Regions from separate parts of the Homo sapiens genome. Here region 2 is linked to region 1. Evidence: chromatin loops called from intact Hi-C (ENCODE). Cell type or tissue: ascending aorta. All regions are shown on one strand. Each heading gives the region's core, and the rest is flanking DNA. Links, peaks and the distances in the headings are about the cores only.

Region 1 (6,436 bases), core at 1,458-3,957:
AGATACTATAATTATCAGAAATAGATTATAAAACTACACTTAGGATGTTCAAAAGAATAAAAGCTAAGATTGACAATTTTATACAAGAATTAGAAACTATAAAAGTGATATAATAGTAGCAGAGAAATATTTGTCTCTTTTTCTGTCAACACTATTTGGCCACATAGTTTAACATTCTTCATTTTAGAATTTTACATTTTGTGTTCTTTTTTGTGTTTTTTTTTGACACACTGAAAAAAAACCCAAATCCCACACTGGTAAGCCTAACATATTTTCATTTATTTTATAATTCAATAAAAAACATATTAGTTACATAAAAGGTATGCCTACATGTGTTACTGTGTGTACCTGAGTGTATGGTGAGCACCCAGGTGCATGCATTCACAAACTTCTTGGAAGCACCTGTGATTTCTGCCAGGTTCATTCTTATTGTCAACCATTCAGTACACAACTGGTAATACAATGTCACAAGGCACCCAGTATGACCACAGAAAATTTACAAAGTTAACACATGATTATGGGGAAATGAAAATTAATTGCAATTGCTTGCAACCTAAAGGGGTTAATTATAAGTATTACCCAAGGTTAACTATCATTTAACAAATTGTCTAAACTGTCACAAGGTCAGATATTTACACTGAAAAGCAAATATTACTGGGGGACTTAGTACATTGACTTTAAAACTCTCTTAAGTCAGATTCTTTCTTGAGTATAGGTCTTGCTTGACAAGAAAACGGGGGCGCTGAGTAGTCATATTCATCAGGGGTCTGGAGGGATAAGGAGGACTGAGAGGGAGGGAAAATTGGACAGAGAAAGGAGGAAAGGGGCATCAGAACTGAGCTCTGCCAACTTCACATTTGCTTGGCCTCACTAGATTACTCAGTAGTTGTAAAATCAAATGACTTTATCAATATAATGCCCATTTTTCATTTTAGAAGAGTGACACAGTGTATTACTTATTCTCATCAAAGTTGAATGAAAAATCCATAAGAAGCCCTTCATTGTTTGTACCTAGTTTAGCCAACTTAGTTCATTAGAATCTGGTCTATTTGACAAGACAAAAAACTGGCCAGTTACATTTAACAACTGTTCATCTGTGCACTCTGTAATAACAGCGTCAGCAGATTTATTTTCCCCATATAAAGTAGAATTTCCAATTCACACCATGTACTCTGTGACTATTATGGACAGTATTTATTCAGAAGGAATGCTGTGCAAGTTTGGAAGAGCTGTCTCTAAGAGCAGAGGGAGAGGTCATTTGACAAAACAAGAAACAAAACCTATACATGGGCAAAACATGAAGAGAACTAAAGTTTGTCATTCTTTTCAAGAAGAAGTTTGAAGTCCTAAAACAGTGCGACAATAGCAAAATCAGACAACTCTTCCTCTCCCTTGTCTTCTCTCAAGCTCTGTAAAATCAGAACGCCTCCATCCACTTAGCAAATTTCAGCTTTTTTTTTTTTCCTGAAGGAGGGGAACCTGCTTGGAATTAATGAGATAACACTAAAAAATAACTTCTATTAATTCTTCTCTTCCTGAAAAGTGCCTATTTTTTTTCTCAGTTGCTTTTTAAAAAGTAGAATATCTTCTAAAGGCTCCTTACGCAGTTTAAGCCACCTTTAGAGCACCTTTCCTCTCCTTTTTCCTTTTTTTGTTTCTCAAATTGGGAAGTGACTTAGTAACATGCAGGGGAAACTGAACTCCATCTCACAATAATATAGTTTCATCCAATGGCATAATAGACACAGTAGCATTCAGTCTGTGTTGTGACATAAAACTATTGAGATTGTAACTCAGTAAACTCATAGTGCTTAAGAGAAGAATAGAGGGAAAAACAAATAAGGATAAAGTCAAAACTGAAGTTACAGACTTGCAATGTAAATTTCAAAACTAAGCAAAAATCCTCTTTCTGCTGCACAAAATGTAAAATACCAAGTATCTTAAGAAAGGTAAGCAAGCTACAACACTGAAAAATCTTGACCTTTTCATTCACACAGATAAAAAGAAAAATTCAATATTAAGCATCCCAGAAAAGCGATGCACTTTAAAAACCAATCTTTTCACTTACCCTAGAACATGCACACCATGATCTCTTAAATCCTTTTAATTCCAGTACATCCAGAACATATGTGAATTCTAAGCATATTCATTTAAAGAACAAACTTGAACCAAATTGGTAATTACAACAGAGATCATAACAGAACTCTCTGAAATTCTAGGGAGAGCTATGAGTATGAAATCCAGCCTCTAGATCCTGGTGTGTACTGTGTCTATCTTTAACTTGAAAATGATTTGGTTTCACATTCCATTGAAGTCCCACTGGCAGATGCCTTTGGTAAGCTCGCCAATGGCAGGCTTTCATGCGCCCTCCCTCCCCGCTCCCTCTGACTGAGCTTCCGCTGTTACATCTAATGCTGATTTACTCAGCTGTCTTTTTACCTGTCTCTACGTGGGTAAAAGGAGATGCTTTCATTGACGGATATTACGGAAACACTTGGAAGCTGAACATCAGCCCGAGGACTCACTATGCTTCCCCTGCCATCCCCTCCCCCTACTCACTGCCAGAAACCAACTGACTTCCAAACTTGGCTGCCTGAAAAAGAATGTTCTCTGATTGGCATTCCTGGAAGCAGAAAGCAAGGCAGCTCAAGTTTTGTACTGTTACTCAGCATGAATAACTTCCCAGGTACACAAAATACAAATAGTAAATTTTTTTTCTTAACTTTGAGGAGGGCATTAAAAATATTTTCATTGTAGGACAGCATTTAAGTTTTAATGTCCACATGTAATTTTACAGAGGATGGCAATGGCTGTAGTAAGAAAGAGAAATGACAAATTTTTTGTTAAAAGTTGAATGAGTCTTAGTAAATGAGTTGGGATCCGTTAGAAGAGGAAATCATCATGCCGCCTGCTTGCCAGTGTTTTGGAGGGCAACTGTTCAATCTGTGCATTTTCTGTTAGAGAAAAACTTGTTGTAAGAATTGTGGAAAAACTGATTTCAACCAAACAGGAGAGAGTGCAAAAAACACTTCTATCTCCCCACTGAAACTTCTTTTTCAGGACTGTCTTGCAAAACTTGAGTGCGGACTGGAAAACAAAATGTGTGTGTGTGTGTGTGTGTGTGTGTGTGTGTGTGTGTTATACAAGTGTATATCTAAAAGAAGAGAAATTGAGTGAATGGAAACAAAGAAAAAGATACATTTCATCAAATAGAGACTGACATGAATTAACAACATGGGGTCCCTTTAAATCACCATTAATTAACTTGTGTTTAATATTTATTAATATTTAGTGGTCACTGGGGCCAAAAGATCTCCTGCCTCTGAAAATAACTAACCTCTTTATGTTCAAAACATGCAATTCTACAGACCACACAACTTCTTCAAAAGCCTAATGAAGGCTTTATAATTTTGGTAATTGGACACATCTCAACCCTAAGCATTTGGGGGTTTCCAAATTTCAGCTAGCTGTGGCTGCCAACTCTAGGCAACTGTCAGCTGGCTGGGCTCAGGGTGGTGGTGTGGCTGCAGCTGCTCCTTGGAACTTATGTGGACATCTCAAAAATATTCAACGGCAAAACGTAGATGCCAGAAAGCAAGCTTTCTGTTTTTGTTTGTTGATGGTTTTGAATCTTCTATTTTGGGTTATATTTTATCATATCTAGGGCAATACCATCTTAAGAAACCATGAGGGAAAACTTGATTAATTGGCATCATATTACTAGCCTATTTTAGTGATATTTTGATGCCCCATATAGATTGGTGGCTTACCAGCTTTTAGCCTTTTAGCCTAACTTTGTTACTAGATGTCTTTTAAAAAGATCAAAAGATAGAAACAGAGGAGTAAGAAACTTTCCTTATTTTTGTCCCCAAAGTTGACAGTTTCTTAGGGAAACTGCAGGCTCTATGTAATGCTGATAGACGGGCATTCTAATGACTTCACAAATAAATGGGAAGAAATAAAGCAATAGTCCAGAAAGTACACATTTCTGTCACTGTGTTTCTTTATCCCTCTGTCAAAAACACGCCTTCCCAAGGCTAATGGATGGTGCCAAAACACAAATGAACTAAGAAGGGTGGACAGACGTGCGGCCATCAATGGTTCACATTCAGCTGCTCTGTTCACCTCTGTTGTATCTCAGAGTGAGCACTAGCACATAACTGATACTCAAAAAATGGTTGTTGAAACTGAAGAACTGCTCATGTGCAAGTGTATATCTTAACCTATGGAAAATGGTTATTTGTTGGCCTACATCTTAGATAAATATGTTTTGTATTTGTCTTGGGAAAAATACGCTTCTTTTCAGGCAATTAACCAAAATATTATATAGAATGTATATTATGTACCAAGTACCTTTACTGAAGCCAAAAAATCATTATACATCTTATGTATGTATGTATGCATGTGTGTGATTCTAAATATTAACGTGGCAAATATTTGTTAAGAGCACTTCTACCAATCTTGGTGGCTTATAAGAAAAATAGAAAAAAAAATGAAATGTTTAGGTTTGCTAATATTTCCCAGTAATGAGTAAACTATAATAATTTTCCTTATCGAACTGTTACTGGCCACTCTTTATAGTGCAACATTCATCAGTCAGATATCTCCTAAGGTTCCCAACTTTATCTCTGCTGCTATTTCCATTTGTGCCAGTCTTAGAAATCTCAGAACACTCAACAACGGGAATAGGAACATTAGTCCAGATGCAAGTGTGAGTGAGTACAATCATTTTTTTCCTTCTTTTTCCCCCTAACCTTCACAAGGCAATTGATAAGATTTATAATGGCTAGAACTCAGTCTTTATCGTGAGTAAATGTTGTTTTCCTCTTTCATAAGCACTAATGTGAGAATTAGGATTAGATCAGAAAAACAGCTTCTAGGGCTTGCTTCCAAAGAAAACTGGGCATGTAACAGGCAAATCAGATACCCTTGATTTATCATGAACAAGAAGTTAATCTCTCCTCCATTCTCCAGAAATAGACTCTATTAGCACCGTTCTGTGGATGGCAAATGCTGGAGCATGGCTCCTTGCAGGGGTGACCAAGGTGTTCAAACACAGGCCTTAGCTGATCTGTGAGACATCCATGTGTATGAAGAACCTGGTCACTGAAAAGCAAACGACCTCTGTTATTTTTTTCCTCCCTAATAAATATCCTTAAGGGATTAGGACAGGCAGTATTCTCATGGTGATAGTTTTATAGCTAATATTTTTGTCATATCATTTATTTTTAAAAGCATATACTTTTTATGCAAAAATAATTTGGGGTATAATTGTGATTTTTGTTAAAAGAGAAAACATTAATACATCCAAGTCATTTAAAAGTAATTAAAATAGATACTGCCCAAGAAAAAGTAGAAAAACTTTACATAAACTGCATTAGAAAACAGGGGCTCTACAGACAAATATGGAAGATTCAAAGCAGCAGCATGCTATTTATTATCTTATTAAATGCCAATCAACTTAAAAATATACCCAGCAATCTCTTTTATGGGTATATACCCAAAGGAAATACATCAACTCCTAAAGGTATCTGTACTTCCATGCTCATTGCAGCATTATTCACAATAACCAAGATGTGGGAACAACCAAAGTGTTCAATGACAGAGGAATGAATACAGAAATTGTGATATACATATGCAGAATCTTATCCAGCCCCCAAAAAAGAGATCCTGCCATTTGCCATAACATGGATAAACTTAGAGGACATTATGCCAAGTGAAATAAGCCAGGCACAGAAAGACAAATCCTGCATGATCTCACTTATATGTGGAATCTTTTAAAAAATCAAATATATAGAAATAGAGTAAAGCAATAGTTACCAGGAGCAGGCAGAAATGGGAAGATATAGATCAAAAGGTACAAAAAGAGAGTTATATAGTTAAGCGTAGAGATTTAGCATATAGAACAAAGACTACAGTTAATAATATTGTATTGTATACCGGTAATTTGCCAAGGGGGTAGATTATGAGGTACTTTTTTTTCGTTTTGTTTTGTTTTGAGACAGAGTCTGGATCTGTTGCTCAGGCTGGAGTACAGTGGCACAATCTCGGCTCACTGCAAGCTCTGCCTTGTGGGTTCATGCCATTCTCCTGCCTCAGCCTCCCAAGTAGCTGGGACTACAGGTGCCCACCACCACGCCCAGCTAATTTTTTGTATTTTTTAGTAGAGACGGGGTTTTATTATGTTAGCCAGGATGGTCTCGATCCCCTGACCTCATGATCCACCCGCCTCGGCCTCCTGAAGTGGATTATTAGGTACTCTTAACACACACAAACGTGCTCATACACACACATGAAAGTAACTATAGGAAACAACGGAATATTAATTTGTTTAACTGTAGTAATCACCTCACTATATATATCAAAATAAGTATATCAAAACATCATGTATACCTTACAAACATACATTTTAAAAACAAAGAAAACCACAGCAGCA
Region 2 (6,436 bases), core at 2,325-4,824, 240 kb before region 1:
ACTGGCATCCAGTGACCTTGCTCCTTGCTGAGACTGCTTGTCACCAGCTCAGACTGTATCCCTCTCTAAGGACAGTCAAGCAGCCAAACCTGCACTAACCATGAGGGGTTGTTCCGGAGCATGTTGACATACAACCCGATGAGAACATGTTCATCAGCTAGCCTGTCTGCCACATTCAGGCTGTACTGTATCCTGAAACAGGGCAGGGGGAAAGAAAGCGTGTTGTTAAGAGAGGTGGACAGAAATAAGTAGAGGAGGTAGGAGTGAGTTTTTGGTAGAAAAGGCATTTAGAAAACCAAGCAGGTAAAGGAAGGGTAGTAAGTGATGTGCTATGAAAAACACAAGTGAAATCCAGGCAATGAAATCCACAATTCGATTTCACTAACTTTAAAAATAAAGACTTCCATTTAGGTTAAATAAAGTTTTAGAAAACAGATTTACATTTTTCAACCACTAAGGCCAAGGTATTCATCTGTAGAGTAAATACATTGAAATTGGTTGCAAGCAAAGATTAAATATCCTTCAGAAAATCGAGTCTTCAGCTTAGTCATTTCAAAAAAGAAAAGGACACAAATTCGGGAAAGTGAATAACAACACAGATGTGTCTACTGGAAATAACTACTTAGTGCTGTTAACTGGGTTAAAGCAGAGCTGCTTTTACTGAATCAAAGACAGTCTTTCACACACAAAGCATTTTTGACAAAAGAAATCTCCATTTTTAGTTTAGTTAATGCAGGGTTCCAGTACACTCTGGCTGTAACTTACCCTTTGCCCTTCAGAAAAGCTGGAGCAGCCCTAGCCAGCAGTTTGTTCTGCTCTACTTCACTGTCCTTGGGAGGAGAGCTAGTTAATAAGATGGGAAAGCCAAGAAGAGCGTAAACACGGCAATGCATTCAAGAATAGAAACTGGCAACAGACACTCCCAAGTCTAGATCCAAGTTTCATTTAGACAGATCTCTTATTATTTTGAAATGTTCAAGATGTTTTCAGATTTCCACAGACTTCAAGTAGGAATAGAAACCCAGCCTGAGAACCACAATCGCAATCACCATGATCCCAGATTTGACCTCTGCTATTTGCTTAACAAGCAAGCATTTATATTGAGTATGTCTAGACATAATGAAAATTCATTCAACATTTATCATGGCATATCATGTAAACAGTCCAATAGTTCACTAAGTCCTGCCAGCCTTTAGATCCCACTCAAGAACTTAGCCTTCCCTACATCCTCCAACTTTCTGTTCTGGATAGAAAGACTTGAAAATTACCTAGCTAGAGATTGCTTCATATTAGAAGTGTTTTACTACTCCAAGCAAAAGCCACATGATCTTGGCTGTGGAGCTACAAAGAAAATTTTCAGAGGAACAGAGAAATACACCTTTGAGTCTTATACATATATATTGTTATTTCTTATGTTTATATTAATACAAAGCTAGTGAATATAGTCTCATTGCTAAAGCAAATTCTTAACATTATGGATTCATTATGGGAACTACTCATTTTCTTTAGTAATTTAAATGACAATTTTAAAGTTTAAAATATAGTTTTATTAAAGTACAAATAGAAATATAAATAATAATTCATTAAGTGTGGCTATGGTAAAGTCATCCAAAATCTACTGTGACAATTTGTAGTCATGCTACATCGAGAACTATGGTATTGATTCTTAGTATTACAATTGTATTGGTAATGTGTTTGAAGAAAGTTTGCTCCTCTATAGGTTAAGTAAGAATTTGTCCTGCACACTGGTGAATCTAAAATTGTCCCTCTCCTTCTTCATGGAAAATAGAAAAATAAATTGTCTGTCTTTGTTTGAATACCAAATATTTAACTATTGGGATCTAAATTATGAGGTTCCACCAAAAATTTTCAAGAAACTCTAAATCTACTAAATATATATATAATGGTTTATAAATTAGTTAAAATCTTAAAAACTTTGTACTACAAGTTTTAGGGCTCTACTATAAAGCACCATTCTTTCAGGCCATGAAGTACTAAAAAATATAAATTTATACATAACACATTAGAACTATGCACATTATAGTTGGAATTCTTGCTTTATAATAGTGTATATTAAAAGATTCCTTGAATAGTGAGGTATCTGATAAATTTAATATTAAATTTGATTTGTAAAGAAAATGACTAGCAAAGAGTAGACATGCATGTTTGTCAGATGAATGACATTTTCACTCAGCTCTTCAGAAAGGCATCTGTTATATAAAGTATTGCTGTACTTAAAAAGTTCAACTGTACCCAACAAAATTGACCTTTTTTTTTTTTTTTTTTTTTGAGACAGAGTCTCGCTCTGTTGCACAGGCTGGAGTGCAGTGGTGAGATCTTGGCTCACTGCAACCTCTGCCTTCAAGGTTCAAGTGATTCTCCTGCCTCAGCCTCCCGAGTAGTTGGGATTACAGGCATGCGCCACCACACCTGGCTAATTTTTGAATTTTTAGTAGAGATGGGGTTTCACCATGTTGGCTGGTCTCGAACTCCCGACCTCAAGTGATCTGCCCCCCTCGGCCTCCCAAAGTGCTGGAATTACAGGTGTGAGCCACCGTGCTCGGCCCAAAATTGACTTTAAAAATAAATTAGATTGTGTTTTAGGATAATTTACTTTCCTGATGACCTCAATAACTTTCTTTTTCCAGCATATTGATGTTTTCCTTTTAAAACTGTGAAACCTGCCCATCAGGGCCAAATAACCACCTTCAGCCATCATTTTCTGATGTACCATTATACCACCAAAACTGTTTCTGTTTTCTGTGATGTACAGTTACCCCACCAAAACTGCATTCCAGACTTTGTCTACTGAAGCAGATCTCCATACATTCATTATGCAGTACCTACAGTACCCCTGCTGCCCAATATCCCCCCAATTCTTTTTTGTAACTAAAGATAGATGAATCTATTACATAATTTATTTCAGATGCTTGCAAAACCATTCAAAACACTGTGTGAAACATCCATGATTCTTCCCTCCAAACTAAAGTATCTCCCTGCCTTCTTATGCTTCTTTGTTCTTTGAATCTCAGAAATTGTGGCAATAATTTCTTAAGCAAACAGCCGAATAATTGCACAGGGACAACCTCTCATGCTGAACATGCAAGATAACAAGCAAGAATCAGTAGAGAAAAGAAACACAGGAACGTCAACCACAAAGATGTGTTTGCCACAAATTATTCTGGTGAACTTCTATGGGAGGAAGATGTGTCAGTGAAGGCCCAGAAATGTGGCTCCACCACCCATCACTGACAAAGCCCAAGCATGGAGGAGCCCTAGCCTCAGTACTGTGTACAGGTAGGGCTGAGAGAAGGGGGCGATAGGCCGGACTTTCCTTTGGTGGCCTTCTCCTTTTTTTTTTCTTCAAATCTTTGGGCTCCTCTCCTCCTTCCTCTACTCCACTTGCCTGTCTCTCCTCTCCTCTCCTCTTCCTTTTCTTCCTTCTTCTAACCAGGTCCCTTCTTCCCTCAAAGGAATGAGACATATTCTATATATATACATCTCTTAACTTTTGTTGTCATTTTCTTTGTGTTGGCCCTTGCCAGTGTTGGTTTAAAGAAATAGTTTAAAACCTTTTATCTTCCGTTCCTTTCCCATGTGAATTCTTAGAAAAAATAATTCTTGGAAAATATGGGAGTTACACCGTGAACATACATGAGTTTCTGGAAATAAACTATTTTGTTTTGCTATAGCTCTTAATTTCTAGTGCCAGAAGCACTTCTAACTTTTTGATACTCACTGTTCACATAGTTTCTGTAATTTCTAGAGCTAGCCTCAAATTCTTCTTCTCATCATCTGTTTCCAGGAAGCCAAAAATATGACTATGTACAGAGGAGGCCAAATGCATGATGAAAACAAGACAAAAATAGCCACTCTTTCAAAATGAAATGAATCAAGAACCTCGAGAGTTGACTGGGAGACAGGTTTCACTTAAAACTTGTGTCTTTAAAGTCTTTTCACTTGAAGTACTTTCCACCAGAACCTCTTCTCCAGCTTCCAAGCTTGAAGAGAGGCAGCAAAGTGAAATTTTTTCTCTTGAGTTGCTGTGAAAATAGTGATTGCTATGGTTTGAATATTTGACCCCTCCAAACTTCATGTTGAAATTTGATCCTCAATGTTGGAAATAGGTCCTAATGGGAGGTGTTTGGGTTATGGGGGTAGATCCCTCATGAATGGCTTGGTGCCATTCTCACAGCAATGAGTGAGGTCTCACTCTATTAGTTCCCTTGAGGGCTGGTTGTTAAAAGTAGCCTGGCACCTCTTGTCTGTGGCTTGCTTCCTCTCTCCTCATGTGATCTTGGCACAAACCAGCTTCCCTTTGCCTTCTGTCATAAGTGGAAGCAGCCTGAAGTCTCACCAGAAGCAGATGCTGATGCCATGCTTCACGTACAGCCTGCAGAACCATGAGCCAAATAAACCTCTTTTTTTTTTTTGAGACGGAGTTTCACTCTTGTTGCCCAGGCTGGAGTGCAATGGTGCGATCTTGGCTCACTGCAACCTCCGCCTCCTGGGTTCAAGCGATTCTTCTGTCTCAGCCTCCTGAGTAGCTGGGATTACAGGCACCCACCACCACACCCAGCTAATTTTTTTTTTTTGTATTTTTAATAGAGACAGGGTTTCACCATGTTGGCCAGGCTGGTCTCAAACTCCTGACCTCAGGCGATCTACCTGCCGTCGCCTCCCAAAGTGCTGGAATTACAAGCGTGAGCCACCGTGCCCAGCCTCAACCTCTTTTCTTTATCAGTTACCCAGCCTCTGGCATTCCTTTACAGCAACATAAAGGGACTAAAACAGTAATGATGTGTGGCTTATTATGATCCCTTCAAGGTGCTATATTATCACAATATTTTATGGACTAATTTAGATTCTAAACTTTGATTTTGTAGCTTGGAAGTTTGCATGGAGAAATTAAGTTTCTAATTCTTTGTGGGATTTGGGATCAGGTACAATGGAACCTACTTCCTGACTAAGGAAAGAGTGCTTCCAGCATATCATTGTGTCAGAATGTGACAATGGCTTTCATACAACCCAGACTGAGCTTCATTAAAGCTGCTTCTGTTCTACATGCCTTGTCTTCAAATCAGAATGCATTCTTCCTTTTAAGCTCCGAAACTGAGAACTATTTGGCATTCAACTTGACCATGGGATACACCTTTTCTAATCTGAGTTTCAAAGAGAAGCAAGACTATCATTTCTAAAATCATGTGCACACAAATCTCTTTTTCTTATCGCCATCTTTTTCTTTTCACTAATCCCTTGCCACTGTATGAGCACATCCTTTCACATACATATTATCACTGATGGTTGTGGGAACAGCCATACCTTTGAGGGCATGGCATGGTAAATTTTGAAGTTCATATATCTGCTGAAAGAAAAAAGGCAGGAAATATTCCTTCAGACTTTGTTTTTCTAACAAAAATCCTCTGGCTTCTCACCACTTCCTTTTTAGACCTTTGGAAAGCAGCATATCTAGAGATAAATAACCTTCCAAAATTTTTCTCACACACACACACACACACACACACACACACAGTGACACAATGGGTTCTGGAAAAGTAGAACAATCTCAAAATGTTTCATACTTATTAAAAAAATTATCCCCTTAGCTTTGAAGGGTGACGACTGATGCCAATAATTTTACTTCAGTGAAAATATTTAGGGGGTGGGTCCAAAGGTAACAAAATCACACACAGATGCTTCCTGGATACCTGAAATATATTTTTAAAAACCACTTCTGCTAATGTTGAGTTACTATATTAGCCCTTGACAAAGATTATTTTTTCTTTTATTGAACATGATATTAAAGGCCTGGCTGCAGTCTCACAGAGAACAAATATTATAGAAACAAATTATATTAATATAGAATAATTATCGCAATGGTTAAAAGAAAAACAATATTTGAAATATAGCAAATTAAGAACAGATATTTTCATTTCTATTGATTCTTAAATTATTAATAAGCTTGTATGACATTTGGATTTGTGAAGAATGACTTATAAAGTTGGCTGCCTCCTTAAGTAACTATCTATAGTGTATAAAATTTTCCTTCTCACTAGAATTATAGTCTAGTAATGAGGCCATCACACTAACTTAAATATAATAAAAAAATCCAGAAATCTGTTTTGTCAAGAAGTAATGTCTTGAAACATTGTTTCTTTTTTTCTAGATTTCAATAGCTTACATCTGAAATATAAAATATGTATTACCTGAAAATTCATAGACCAGTATTAAAAAATAGGTTAGTGTCTCAGTGGGAAAATTAGCTGTCATCAATTCAGGCTGGCATAGAAGTTCAACCATCTCAAACAGGTACCATGGAAAAAATAAGAATTCTTAGGTCATATTTAATTTACTACATTGTACCCAGGTATCATCAAGTCACAGCAATTGCACTTTTGTCAGGAGAGCCTCTAGGAAAGTTTGCTTGGTATAGGGC

The links. Hi-C counts contacts between places; a loop is a spot of excess contacts. Peaks named below come from ENCODE experiments on the same cell type or tissue, not always from the same donor. Only the 100,000 strongest peaks of a DNase experiment are listed, where the experiment ranks them.
Region 2: a loop joins it to region 1, with 11 times the contacts of the local background. A loop is called at or near these places in 3 of 110 quality-filtered maps.

The regions. Positions count from the first base shown.
Region 1 is chr18:34,589,171-34,595,606 of GRCh38, reverse strand. It overlaps a transcript of DTNA not described here. Among named protein-coding and RNA genes, the nearest start is that of DTNA, 120 kb to the left of the region's middle. In ascending aorta, for the core only: no CTCF peak of the experiment used is centred there; a DNase peak (open chromatin) is centred at 2,436; H3K4me3 peaks cover 1,775 bases; H3K27ac peaks cover 2,500 bases.
Region 2 is chr18:34,832,501-34,838,936 of GRCh38, reverse strand. It overlaps DTNA (dystrobrevin alpha), which reads right to left. Exons shown (of 23, transcript NM_001386795.1): 12 at 766-843; 13 at 100-192. Among named protein-coding and RNA genes, the nearest start is that of DTNA-AS1, 68 kb to the right of the region's middle. In ascending aorta, for the core only: no CTCF peak of the experiment used is centred there; no DNase peak of the experiment used is centred there; H3K4me3 peaks cover 646 bases; H3K27ac peaks cover 2,458 bases.